Linked DNA regions of Homo sapiens: region 1 is linked to region 2. Evidence: chromatin contacts called from ENCODE Hi-C data. All regions are on one chromosome and are shown on one strand. The core of a region is the stretch at or near the end of the contact, and the rest is flanking DNA. Distances in the headings are between cores, read along the strand shown. Region 1 overlaps GLI2 (GLI family zinc finger 2). Region 2 overlaps LOC105373585 (a long non-coding RNA gene).

Region 1 (6,823 bases), core at 1,878-4,377, 370 kb before region 2:
AAAAAAGAATATTTATGGTGTCCATAGAGTAGAAACCCCTAATAAGTCATAATGCCCTTCCCCATCTCTGAGCAGATGTGACAAGGGTCCCGGTGCTATGGTAATGAAGAGAACTTTTCCTCCATTCCCAGTATAAGGGACATTGAGATGTATCAGATAGAAACTCATATAAGGCATCCACCGATGCTCCCTCCTTCAGCCATCCAGGTCTGATCTAGGGATACGATGTAGTTCAGACACATCACCCCACTCATATGGCCTTGACATACACAGGGTTTGGGCTCCACCCAGCCCAGCTCTGCAGCTGTCTCTGGAATCCACGGCGGAGCTGCTCACCACCCAGGGCAGAGTTCTCCATGCACAGATGTGTACTCTGTGCAAACTCACTGCTTGACAGAGTGAGGATGCAGGAACTGATGAAAGCCATGGCTTTGCAGGAAAGATCTTCTATAAATTAATCCCTGCTGGCCACTCACCCCTATTCCCAGATGACCAATCCCCAGGAGGCTTAGGCTGGCTACTACAAGCTCTGGTGGTTCCCACCATTCTTTCCCTAGTGTCTGTGTCCATGCTGCCCGCAGAAAATAAGCAGGGGAGGGAACTTGCAAGGTGGTCTGGGAGTTCAGGTGAACACTATTGTGAATTCCGTTTAAAAGGAGGGCTCCCACTCTCCTTGTCTGCATCAGCCACATATCCCATGGCTGCAGCAATAACTCCCCTCTTGGGAAAGTCAGCAGCAGGAGAAGCCCAAGGCAGAAGGGATGTGACCAGGTCCCAGCCTATGACATCTCATGAAGGCTCCTCCTGTGTGCTGCAAGGCAGCAGCAGTGCAGAGGATGGGGTCTCCTCTACAATTCAATTATTTTACACCAAACCCAGTACTACTTCCCTCCAGGAAAGGGGGCGCATGGATGGCCTGGACAAAGCTGCAAGGAGGGCAAGGCTGGGCAGGGTACTGCATCTTCAGGCTGCTTCTGGGCTCTGCCAGGAAGCACAGGCTCAGGAGAACAGAGTGGGGCCTGAATGCACACATGTGCCATCTCGGGGCCCTGGGCCAGGTCTGAGTTGTCAAACAAGAACAGATGCACCACTGGCTACATGGTCGTCAATGACTCCCCAGTCTCAACAGAGAGAAAGAAAGTGAGAGTGATTGCTACTTTCCATTCCACGCTTAATGTACAATTTGATCAGTTAAACCACTTAATCCTATATGAAACAGGAATGTGAAGACACCTTATGAAATGAAAAATGTTAACCTCATGGGTAAGGATGGCGATCAGCACCGTCATTCTGGTGATGAACCCCAGAAGGCCAGCGCCCTCCCAACACCAATGATGCTGGATGTCAGCTTGCTGTTTGCATGGCTAAGGTCGCTTCTGGCCATTTATTCTGGGCTTGTCACAAATCCCATGGAGCAAGACTCTGCTCTCTCCTATTCCTGTGGAGATCCCAGGCCCAATCCCCAGGGAAGTTGTACCTAAAGGCTTCCCAGAAGATACCAGAAACGACGACACCAGCTTCAAAGAAGAGGCTGGATGCTCCCTCCTTCAACCATCCAGGTCTGATCTAGGGATACGATGTAGTTCAGACACATTGTCCCACTAATATGGCCTTGACATACACAGGCTTTGGGCCCCATCAAGCCTGGCTCCACAGCTGTCTCTGGAATCCACGGCGGAGCTGCTCACCACCCAGGGCAGAGTTCTCCATCCACAGTTGGAAGTCACAACCACACACCCTGCTGCAGGTCAAGGCTTCCCCTACTCGCTCAATGTAAGAGGACGCTGCTCATGGGCTCTGGAGGCCACAGAGAACAAGAGGCATAATTCCTGCCCACAGGGAGTGCCCCGGGGCGCTGCTGTGTAAGCCACTGCCACAGCTGGAGAGCCTGACCCTGCGGGATTCAGCGAGGCCCACGCAGCACAAACTGCCCAAGTGGCCTCAAAGTCAGGAAAAGATTTCCATGAGGTCTGGAGCAGCCAGGAAGGCTCATTGGAAGAGGCCAGACCTGGCAGAGCCAGAAGGAAGGGGGAGGATGGCAGGCTCTTCAGGCTCAGGGCAGTGCGGACAGTGAGCCCAGGATGCCCAATTGTGCCCTGGCACTGAACCGAGTGAAGTGTAAGCCCCGGTGCAAAGCATGTGGCCTCTCCTATACATACAGGATGAGGAACATCTCTTGCTGGCGTCCTCGAGAGGAACACATGATGTAATACACATAGTAAGAGGTACATGATGAAGCACCCACTAAGCCCTGATATCGGGGTTTCTCAGGCTGTTGCTGGGCCCTGTTGCCAGAGCTCCTGCCTCAGTGAGCCTGGGCATGTCTAACAGGTTCCCAGTGATGCAGATGCTGCTGCTCCAGGGACCACCCCGGGAGGGAGACTCACAGGCCCTTTGGCATTTCCACACTTGCTGTGGCTCCATAGTTCCCAGTTGCACAGTAAGGAAGGGGAAATCATTTATCATGTCCATGCGCCTACTAGGCATTGTACTAACTGGAGAAACTCAACACAGAAGATCAGAGAGGCGGGAGTGGGGGAGACATTTGAATCCTGGTGACCATTTACCAGTGCTTCTGAGCAGCAGCTGCAAGGGGTCTGGGTGCCACTGGGAATGCAGGTTTGGAAGGCATCCAGGGGTCTGTGCTTTTCGATGGTACATGAATGAAAGTGCACACCAGGGCTGGGAGAGGCTGCCAGGGACTTTCTCCCCTTGCTAGGGAGCCTTGGTCTGTTCTGAGATCCTGACACTTTCAAAGGCCAGCCCTTCAGCCACGTGAGCCCAGGTGACCAGGTGTTCGTTCGCAAATGAGGACGAAGTCACTGGCCTAAGCATCAGAGGTAGGAAGCACCAAAAGAGCACGAATCATGGAAAACCTCCTTCCCCAGGGCCTTATGCAAATGGCACCATGATTTTCAATAATAAGCCACAGGACAGGAGAATTCCAGAGGCCCTCCTGATGCCCAGCCACCACCCCACAGGAAGCATTTAATAAGAATAATATCCTGAATGGCCACTCCACAACGTGCAACTAAAAAGTGCTTCTGTCTCACTTGGGGGAAAAACGTGGGGGGAGGAATTAAAATCAGACAGGAAATTCCAACACCACGAGCTGGCTGGTGTCCGGCTGGCTGAGGCCCAGGCCACTCACGCAATCAGGCCTGCCCTGCAGACACAGCCTAGCAGGACCCGTGGCCTCTGCTGGGTCCGCCCACGCACACTGCCCACCCCAGGCTGAGGTGTTACTTGACAAATTAGCTGCCGAAAGAGAGAGTGTGCTGGGCTGGGGCCAGCACAGCCACTCCACACCAGGCACAGAGTTCTGAGACTGGTCTCCTGGTGAGGGCAGGTAGGGATGCAGAGGGACCTGCACATTCCAGGGTGAGGAGTGTGCTCCAGCCAACGCCACGGGAGAGGCCAGCCCCGTGCCATTTGGGTCTGGCCGCTCGGGAGCCAGGCAGTCATGGGATCTGTTCCCTGCAACAGTGGCCTTGAAGTGACAGGAGACAGGCCACAAGAGGCGGCATAGTGTCCTGTTGGACAGAGCTGAGGCTGCCGCCAGTGCCACAGCCAAGTCTGGCTTGATTGCTGACTCACCGAACCTTCCTGTGCCTCGGTGTCCTTATCTGTAAAATGAGGATAGGGACAGGACCCATGTCAGAGGGAGACTGTGAAGTGGAGAAGAGCTAGTGCAGGGCCAGGCACGCAGTAGGGCCCCGAAGGGTGCCGGTGTGGCCATCCCTACAGACCCCTCTGCTGGGCTCCTGCCCCTTTAGCAAGGGGTGGGAGACTGGGGTGAGCTCCAGAGGGACACCTGGGAGATCCCCGCCATCACAAGGAATGGGAGGGGCTGCCTGTCTGTCTGGGTAGACATGTAGAGTCCCACATTAGAGAATTTTAGGGCTGGAAGAAACAATAGGGCTGGTCAAGCTTGCTTAAGGTTGAAAACTCTGTCTTGGTCACAGAAGGTTTCTAAAAAAGTAGTGTGCAGCCTCCCCACTGCAAAATGCAATAGATTTGAAGCCCAGAGGACCATGGCTCCCAGGGACCCTGGCACCTTGCAGAATCCAATGCAGAAAGCAGGAATCCAGCCCAGGAGCTGGAGGAGACGGTGCCCAGGCCCTAGTGCTCCTTCCACCTGTCACAGGCCAGGGCTAGGCCAGGTGGCCTGGGATGGATTCAGGCTTTCCCCTAAAATCTTGCTGCCCCTTGACATACTCATTTGACAGTATACACTGGCGACCCCGTCAGCTGGCAGGGACCTTGTCGGCTAGCTATTGCAATGCTGACTGGTCCCCGGCAAGAAGCCCACTTGTCGCAGGTGATTCTCCCTTTCAGGAGGATGACCATGCCATTCCTCTGTCTGGTCCCCACGGGTCGTGAAGGTGTCACTTGCCATTCTGTGTACTTAACTAGCATCCAGCCCCTTCCCTGCAGAGCCCAACAAGAGGTTTCTTGATCTGGCTTATAGGTCCTGCCTTGCGTCCTGCCGAGAGCATCAAGTCCCAGCTTTGCACTCTGCCATAGCTCTTGAGACGACAGTAAGGCCACCACATTTGGTCTCCACCAGGCCCTGGTGATGGTTTCCCAGGCTGAGCCAAGGCACCTCTTTATTCCAGGCTGCATTCTGAGGCAGGGCCTGCCACAGACAATCAATGACCTTTAAAACCGGGCAGCGGAATCAGCCACCTGGACAAGCAAACGAGCACTGGGGCTGGACTTACTGTCTTTCTGCAATCAACAGGGGAATGACAAAATGCTCTCCATTCTTTCATCCAAGCAGGTCCCGTAAGGGCCACTTTCTGGGAGCCTCTTGTCAGTCCCAATAATTATGTTACTCAAAGGGATCCTTTACAATTCTCTCTACCTTGGACTAGAATCTTCCCTAGGTGTCCACTCATCCAATGCAGCCCTGGCCAACAGAAATACAATGTGGGCCACATATGTTATTGTAAATTTTCTAGGAGCCACATTTAAAAAAAACTAAAAAGAAACAGGTGATTATTTTAATAACACAATTTAATTGAACCAGTACGTCAAAAATACTATCACTTCAACATGGAACCAGTAAAAAAATTGTTAATGAGATGTGTTACATGCTTTTATTCCTACTACGTCTTCAAAACCTGGTACCTATCTTGCACTCACAGCACATCTCAATTAGGATAGCCACATTGCAAGCACTCAGCCACACACAGCTCGCGGCTACCCTACTGAACAGCTCAGGCCTAACTCGTTATCATTATTGACTTTCCACTGCTTCAGAATTCTAGTCTAGCTTAGTAAAAGTCCCATCAATACACAAAATATGGTGATGAGAATTCTCCCCAAACCTCAGTCCTTCCTCACCTTTGAATCTTAGCTTCCTACAGACTTCTATTTGGTCGCTTACATTTACTGATGAAAACACAGTTATTTTTCTTCCCTCCTTTCCTCCCTCCCTTCCATTCATTTAACTCACAAACGTTCCCAGAATCGTAGGAGGGTTACTTGCGATTCTGTGGGTGAGGCCGGTGCCCCGCCCAAGGGATTAAGTCAGCCTGTGCCTCTCTCCCCACCCTTCCACACCCTTGACCTCTCCGCGCAGAGCTGGTCGACAGCACCTCCCTTGTTCTGCCCTGGATTGCTGCCCGCTGCGTTCTTGATAAGCTTGGAGTGTTCCCAGACACGGGAGTGGGTGTGTGGACTCCCGAGATCTTCGACAAATAAGAGGGTCCGCAGAAAGCAAAGCCCATGCCGGGGTCATGAGGGGCAGTGCGGCAGGACCGTGGAGAAACACCGGGCAAGCCGTGTTACACTTTCGGACGCCTGGCTCCCTGCCCGTGTGATTCTGGACCCAGTTAACTGAATGATGGTTGGAGCACATGCCATTCCCACCACCCTCCCCACTCTCCCCACCAACGACCACTGTGGCGCATGGAAACAGTATTTCTCTTTGCTGGGATACGGTGTCCACCAGCAGGACTGGAGGCCAGTCCATGAATCCGTGGGAAGAGCCTGCTCCCCTATTTTGTTGGTTCAGAAACTGAGACACAGAATATGTGGTCTCATGACCCAACCCTCCAGCCCTGAGCGGTGCCCAGAATCTTATTTCCTAGAATAAGACTGTAGAAGAAAGGGAGGAGGAAAACATGCCAAAGCCTTCCTGACATCAAAAAAAAAAAAAAAAACCTCTTGCAAAACAATATTTTGATGAGCTAAGCATGTGAATTAAAAGCAGACAGAGTCTACTTCTTTTTAAATAAACAGGGTTTAAGATCTAGGGGAAAACTCCCAAATACAATGTGTTTCGGGGCCGGAGAAACCAGAGCTGCCCTTCCACAAACCCAAGAGCAGCCTGGCCTGTGCACTCTCATCCGAGGCGTTTGTGGGCAAAGGCCCTGCTTTGTGGGTCCAGTCACACCTCAGTAGGGGGACCAGGAGGAGGGTCTGAGTGACTGACAGGTGGTCCCCAGGTCCTGCCATTGCCAGCAGAATGGAGTCAAGAGCCCCAGCCTGGCACTCAGGACCTCCAGATCCTGCCCCACAGACTCTCCCAGCCCCAGGGTCAAATGACAGCCTTGCAGACCCCATGCCTCCTAGGCTCCACCCTGCCTAGAAAGCCCCTCCCCACCACACCCCCTCATCCTCATCATGCCAACTCAGCCTGCCCTCAGCAACCCCAGTCCACACGAGCCTGCCTCCAGGAAGCTTCCTGGACCTTTCTTCTGCCACCCCCCTCCACCGCAGGCAGACGATACTCCCTCCACACCATTTCCTCTGAGTCAACGACCAGCCCAGCGAGTGGCATGGAGGAGGTGAGGAGTATGTGCCCAGTGAGTGA
Region 2 (6,183 bases), core at 3,635-6,134:
CAAGTGATTCTCCTGCCTCAGCCTTCTGAGTAGCTGGGACTCCAGGCATGCGCCACCACGCCCAGTTAATTTTTGTATTTTTAGTAGAGATGGGGTTTCACTATGTTGGCCAGGTTGGTCTCGAACTCCTGACCTCGTGATCCATCTGCCTCGGCCTCCCAAAGTGCTGGGATGACAGGTGTGAGCCACCGCACCCGGCCACGTCTGTGACTTTTCTAAAGCTTTAAGATGATGTCACCCATAGGCAGAAAGGCCCACTCATTTCGTGCATCTGCAGTCACTCTTCTGACGAGGTGCGGCTCTCTTTTGTTCTATCAAAGAGAAAGCCAGTCTAAATTAATGGGAAACTAGAGAATTAGGTCATTTTTCAAGATGAAATTGCTGGTAGCTTAAGGAATCAGCTACTTGAATCCCATGCTAAAAAAGTGTAACTCCTGAGGAGTGAGCTCTTCTTTCTTCCTTCCATAATGTCAGGCACTAAGGGAGGTTCAGAAACACAGAGCAGCATCTACTCCTTTCTCAACGAGCGTGGGGTCCAGTGCAGTTGGCCCTCATTTAACAAATAATTACACCCATGCGTGAAAGGTCCAGTGGGGAAACAGTGCGGGGAGCCTCAGGCAGAGCTGATTCAGGCCTGGGGAGGCACGGGAGCCACATGTTCAGGGTCCACAGGCCCAGCGGAGTGATACGGAAGTTTCCAAGATGGTAAGCCTCTCTCCTGGCCCATGCTCACCAACGGGACCCCATTCCTAACCAGGCTTTCCCTCTCTCTCTTTTAAGTGTTCCAGGAATGTTCCTACCCCTGCGTCTTTGCTGAAGCCCCTCTTGCCTGGGATGCCCTCTGTCCTCTCTTTCTGCCCACACACATCCTGCCAGTCCTTCAGACAGGGCCAGCCTCACGGGCATAGGACCTGAGCAGTTTCACAGGGCCCTATGCACAGAAGGATCCCAAGCTCGGTTGATTGCTCCGATCTTGCCATCTTGAAACTCTTTGATAATTTTATCTTTTATCTTGTGTTTTGGGAGTGAAATCCAATGGGATATTGGGGCCTGCAAAGGAGAAGAGGAGATCCGCACAAACCCGTTCCTGGCTGCTGCATTCACCTCCAGCGTTTGTGATGCCCCAGAGCACAGAACTCCAGGGAGCCCACGATGCAGGAGAGTTCAGCGACATTCACTGAGTACAAGAGAAGTGAGTTACTCCTGCAGCTGAGCACGGGGGGCGCTGGCAACTGCGAAAGGTCTCGCTTTCCATTCCAACCAGAACTTGCTCCTAGCGCAGACAGAAGGCCGTGGCATTCTGAGAAACACACATGATGAAGGAGCCCTGTCATATCCTCTCTTCCTTGCATCGCTTCCCCGTGTGAGCAACCACTTGTGCTGGAAATGATGACAAGGAAGGACCGGGAAAGACAGGGCCACCCGCAGTTCCTTTTCCTTGACGTCTTTCCTTCCTCATCAGCGAGCTGAGGTGGAGAGCGTTGGTAGAATGTGTGCATAATAAGAAGTGAAATAAAAACAGTCGAGTTAGTATTCTACTGTTTCCACTGTTCTGGTGAGAACAAAACACATATGCTGTATATGCTTTGAAATACAAAGTGTGTAATTTTAGTGATTCTGCATAGGAGTTAAATGTTTTTATATTTGCATTTAAAACTGCCATTGTATACTATAAAGATAAAGAGTAAAATGTATTCTAATAGTTTAACTTTACTAATAATTTAGTTTTTACTTTTATTTACCTAGAGTAACATTAAATAGCAAACAAACAAAACAAACATCACAAGTTGAGAGAGAAACCACAAAAGAAAGAAAAAAGCTTTATATGTTAGTACCTTGAGAGGCACTTTTTCCTGCTTTTTGAGTAGGGATTCATGTTTTCCCGTTGCACTGGGCCTCACAAATAATGTAGCCAGCCCTGCCTTCAAAGTGCATTCAAGTGACTCCCCCTTCATAATCACTTAAGCCTGGAGCCACGGCCTTGCCCCTGAACACGTAGAACAGTCATGGCCGTACCAACCGTGAGCCATTCTTGCCTCTCTCTCTTTTGTCTTATTCTCTTGTCATCTGTCCACCTCGCAGGACTGTTGGGAGGCACCAATGGACTTTGCAACTGGAGATCTCCCAACTGGACCATGTCACTGTTATGTTTAATTTGCACTGTGCACAGTAGGTACCCAGTCAACGTTTGTCGAATTCCATGGACTGGGCCTTATACCTCCGAGGATTTTTCACAGCAGTAGCATGTGCACATGCACAGAACGAGAACACAACCAATGCTTGTTTGCTGGTGAAGACCTGGTCTCAGTATTTTGCCCAGGAAACCCTTTCTTCATGGACAGCATGAGGCAAGCTATGGCCCTTGCTGTGGTCTCAGTGGTTCAGCACGGAAGATGAAGATGACGGGCAGTCTCAGAATATTAGCTTTAGAAGGGACTTTGGATCCTTTTGATTTTGGTAGGTGAAATACTTTTTAAAAATAAAGAAAACGGACTTTGGACAAATGCTCTCATTTTGTAAATGAAAAAGTAGAGACAGGAAGAGTAACTGATTTGTCCAAAATCAAACAAAGTAAATTGTGTTGCATCCTCTCCATCCGTAACCACCTTCGCCTTCCCTAACTGCTCCATGTGGCCTGGGAAAGTCCACTTCACCTCGTCTTAGAGGTGGGCTTCTGATTCTAGCTAAGCCAACCCCCACGTTCTGTTCCTCTGGTCATGGTGATTGATTTGGGGACCAGCCTGAGACCTAAGCTAGCCCAACGGGCATCCTTTCTGCCAGGAGTGAGAGGAGTCAGGCCCTCTCTTCCTCAGGATCAGGGATGTGAGAAGATGTGGCCTGGGATTGTTGCAGGTATTTCTGATCTCCTGAAGGGCCTGCGCCTAGGGAGAAAGCCCAGTATACTGCAGGAGGAAGGACAAAAGGAATGGCAGAATAGCACCAGAGCCTGATGCTTCCGAAAATCACTGGGTCAACCTGTACCTCAAGCCCACAAGACTATGGGAGCTTTCAATTATGTGACCAACAAATTCTCTTTTTGAAATGTGTTATTGGGGATTTTGTTCTTTATAACAGAGAGGGTGCTGACAAACACAACAGAAAGGTGACGTGAATAATTCAGGACACACAGAGGCTAGCCTAGAACCCAGGTCTCCAGATTCCCATCCAGTGACCATTGCAGTAGCCCCATGGGAACTAATACTGATGGTAACAGGTGCAGTGGAAGCAATAGAAGCAATAGCAAACACAACAGATGTGGTGCATTGTTGATACATTGTGAATGAATCAAGGATCCCAGGTCCTCTTCCGCCAGGGCCAGTTAAGCCAGATCTGCAGTGTCCCTGGGAAAGGGGTGATTCCTCCATTGAGGAATCGGGGGATGTCCTCCCTTGCTTACCTGCTCTGTTGCTTGGGCACTGCCCATTTACGATCCTGCAAGCAGCAGGCAGGTGGCATCCGCCCAGTAGAGTATCTGCAATAGCAGCACCGTGATGAGTGAAACTCAAGGTTTCATGAGGACACCGGGGGGCGGGAGCACCTTCAGGGCTCTGTGGCTAACTCAGGCACAGTCTGTGCTCAATAACTCCAAATGATAGGCCACTGTGGGCCATGAGCAGCTCCCTCCTTCCTGCCTTAATGAGCACAGTGTGGAGACTGAACCTCAGTCTCCTAAAGGGATGGAATTAAAGGAATTGGGTCAGCCCACTCATCTTACATCTGGGCGTACCAGGCGGTGACACACCCAGGCTGCATAGCCACACAATGCGCACCCTTGGCTGGCCCAGCTCTGCTCCCCTCCAGGCCCAGCAGCCTCCTTCAGCTGCTGAAGCTGAGGGCACTGGGGCGCTAAGGTCCTCACCGGCTGATGCTTTGGGCAGGTGCTGGGAGGCGAGGAAGAGCCCATGGCACCATCTGACTTCTCAAGGTGCCCTGGCAGGGTATCTTCCTGAGATCTCCTGGGGAGGTGGCCAGATGAGAGAGATCAGAAATGAGGGCAAAACCGCAGAGGCCAGAGCTGAGCTCTCCATCCTGTGCAGTCACCAGGCACTAAGGCCAGAGAGAAGAGGAGAGCCCTGAGCGCACAGTCAGGGAAGGCCTTGTGCAGAGGCGGCACCTGGGCAGGACAGGAGGGATGGGCAGAGGGGGTGGCAGACGGCAGACAGCAAGGACAAAGGGGAGGAGGTGGGAAGGTCCCCAGACGGCATGGAAGACAGAAAGGGAAGCCCCTCCAGCCATTCCTGCCAGAGACCCTGCCAGGGCCCAGGGGTGGGCTTGGCAGACTGAAGGGCTCCTTGCCAAGGCTGATAAAGGGAGTCTCTCACTAACTGGAAACAGGGGGCTTGCAGAACTGAGAGCCCTGTGAGAAGGGTCTGGATTCTGGTGACAGGAAGATTGGCAGGGCTGGGATAGTGGCTCGGAGCCCCCAGGGCCTGGTCCCAGAGGCTCAGACAAATGCCATGGTCCCAGGAGGCCCTTCCTTGCAGTAAGCAAAGATTTCCTCAGTTCTTTTGACTACTCCCTGGGTCAGGTGGCTTCACCTCGCTGAGCCTCCGTTTCCTCCTCTGTAAAATGGATGTGTAACCTGATAGGCTTGTTTTGAGTAGTTGCTGAGATCACAGGCCTGGCACAGAAAAGTGCCCTTCAGTTGCGGGCTCCGTGCCCCCTCGCCCAGCACCCTGTGCACCCCTCTGGTTTCTCTAGTTATTCACCAACTCTGCCCCGGTGCACTGCCTGCCTAGGGCTGAATGGAGCAGTGCGGGGGTAAATCAAGCCCACATGTCTATCACCAGGCACTAAATCTCCCCAGGGACATTCCTTACTGTAGCAGTAATGCCGCCAGCTCCAGGGAACAGGGTTGCACCATAGGGCAGGCTCCCCACACCCGGGAGGCTTAAAGGGCCAGCTCCAGCAGAAGCAGCAGGCCCAGCCTTACATGGGCACAGACGTGTCAGCAACAACAGCACCCCGCTGCAAAAATAAACAAGCAGCACCGCCGTGTCCAGAGACTCACAGCGTAGGGGATCAGAGCTCAGGCTCTGAAGTCAGACCAGGTCTCATTCCCAGTTGAGCCACTAAGCCATGTGGCCTTGGACAGGTTACTCTCCTCCCTGCTGTCCACCTCAGTTTCCTATTGGGCTGGCAGGTCTATGGTGAGGACTGAAACGCTGAGAGTCCCTGGTGCACATCAAACACTCCCTTGTAGCGCCATTGTTAATCAAGTGCCACGCACATGTGATTTGGTCCACTCCAAAGTTTCCTAAGGAAGAGACTGCTATTGTCCTTAAATTTCCAGAGGAGAAATAAAACCAAATCTCGGGCTTGTTTGGGCTGTGTGATCAATGGTCATCGCGGGACACTTGGCACTTGACCTGTGCTCCATGCAGTGAAGGGGATGGGCCCAGGCCCGGGCACTGGGAGTCCTGGCTGCTGTGCCTGCTGCACCCGCCCACTGCCCTGTCCTCCCTGGCTCCCCACCGCAGGCAGTTGTCAGGGCCGGCTTTCCCTCGCATGGTCTGATCACAAACCAGGAAGGACGGCACAAGAACTGATCTTTGTTGAGCCCCACTGGGTGAGGAAGGCCCCTTCGCTCCCGATCCTCCTCCAGCTCTGCCGGGAACTGCTTTGGAGAAGAGCAACTGGAGGATCAGAGAGGCTGTATGCCTGCCCTAGGTCACTCGGCTGGTGGGGGCATCGCCAGGAGTAGAGCCTGGCCAGCTTTGAAGCCAGCGTTCTTTCCTCTCTAGCCCACGTGCCTGGTTCAGTCTACAGTACCCCTCACTCCCAGAAAAAGAACAAAAGCATTCAACCCATGGCCTGTCTTCTGGGCTGCGAGGGACGGCCCTTTTATTTATGACAACCGGCTGGCTAAGATCAAAATGACCAGTGGGAAACACCAGTCTCTGTGGATGACTTTGTCATCAGATCACTCGAGAGAAAAGAGCATTTATCTGTCAGAGGCTCACTCTTCCTCTGCAATACCTTCTGAAATTATTGAGGGGATTTAAAACAGGAAAATACAATGTTTTCCTCATGAAAAGAACGTTTCTATTAGAGAAAGCATAGGAAATACAGAGAGATGGGGTCGGGGGAAGCCCTTAACCTCCCACCCAAAGGTAACCATTAACCTGTCTGTGCCTTCCTCTATCAGCTTTTCATTCTTTTTCAGCAAACATTTGTTGAGAT

Evidence for each region. Hi-C counts contacts between places; a loop is a spot of excess contacts on that map. Pooled maps may share reads with other maps.
Region 1: a map of ascending aorta shows a loop between it and region 2 (3-fold over the local background). The contact joins two enhancer-like sites. A Hi-C loop is called at or near these places in 3 of 168 maps with a recorded cell type or tissue (ascending aorta, gastrocnemius medialis and tibial artery) and 3 of 50 pooled maps.

The regions. Positions count from the first base shown.
Region 1 is chr2:120,911,622-120,918,444 of GRCh38, reverse strand. The region is part of intron 2 of GLI2 (GLI family zinc finger 2); the gene reads right to left. Among named protein-coding and RNA genes, the nearest start is that of GLI2, 180 kb to the right of the region's middle. RefSeq lists enhancers at 2,355-3,128, 3,129-3,902, 6,194-6,823. Within about 2 kb of position 3,127, at least 16 of the 41 ENCODE cell types and tissues checked have a DNase peak (open chromatin) inside an H3K27ac peak, as active enhancers do; they include tibial artery, where a contact is called at or near this core.
Region 2 is chr2:120,539,226-120,545,408 of GRCh38, reverse strand. LOC105373585 (a long non-coding RNA gene) reads left to right here. Exons shown (of 4, transcript XR_001739681.3): 4 at 1-1,533. Among named protein-coding and RNA genes, the nearest start is that of LINC01101, 76 kb to the right of the region's middle. RefSeq lists an enhancer at 699-1,898. Within about 2 kb of position 4,884, at least 11 of the 41 ENCODE cell types and tissues checked have a DNase peak (open chromatin) inside an H3K27ac peak, as active enhancers do; they include tibial artery, where a contact is called at or near this core.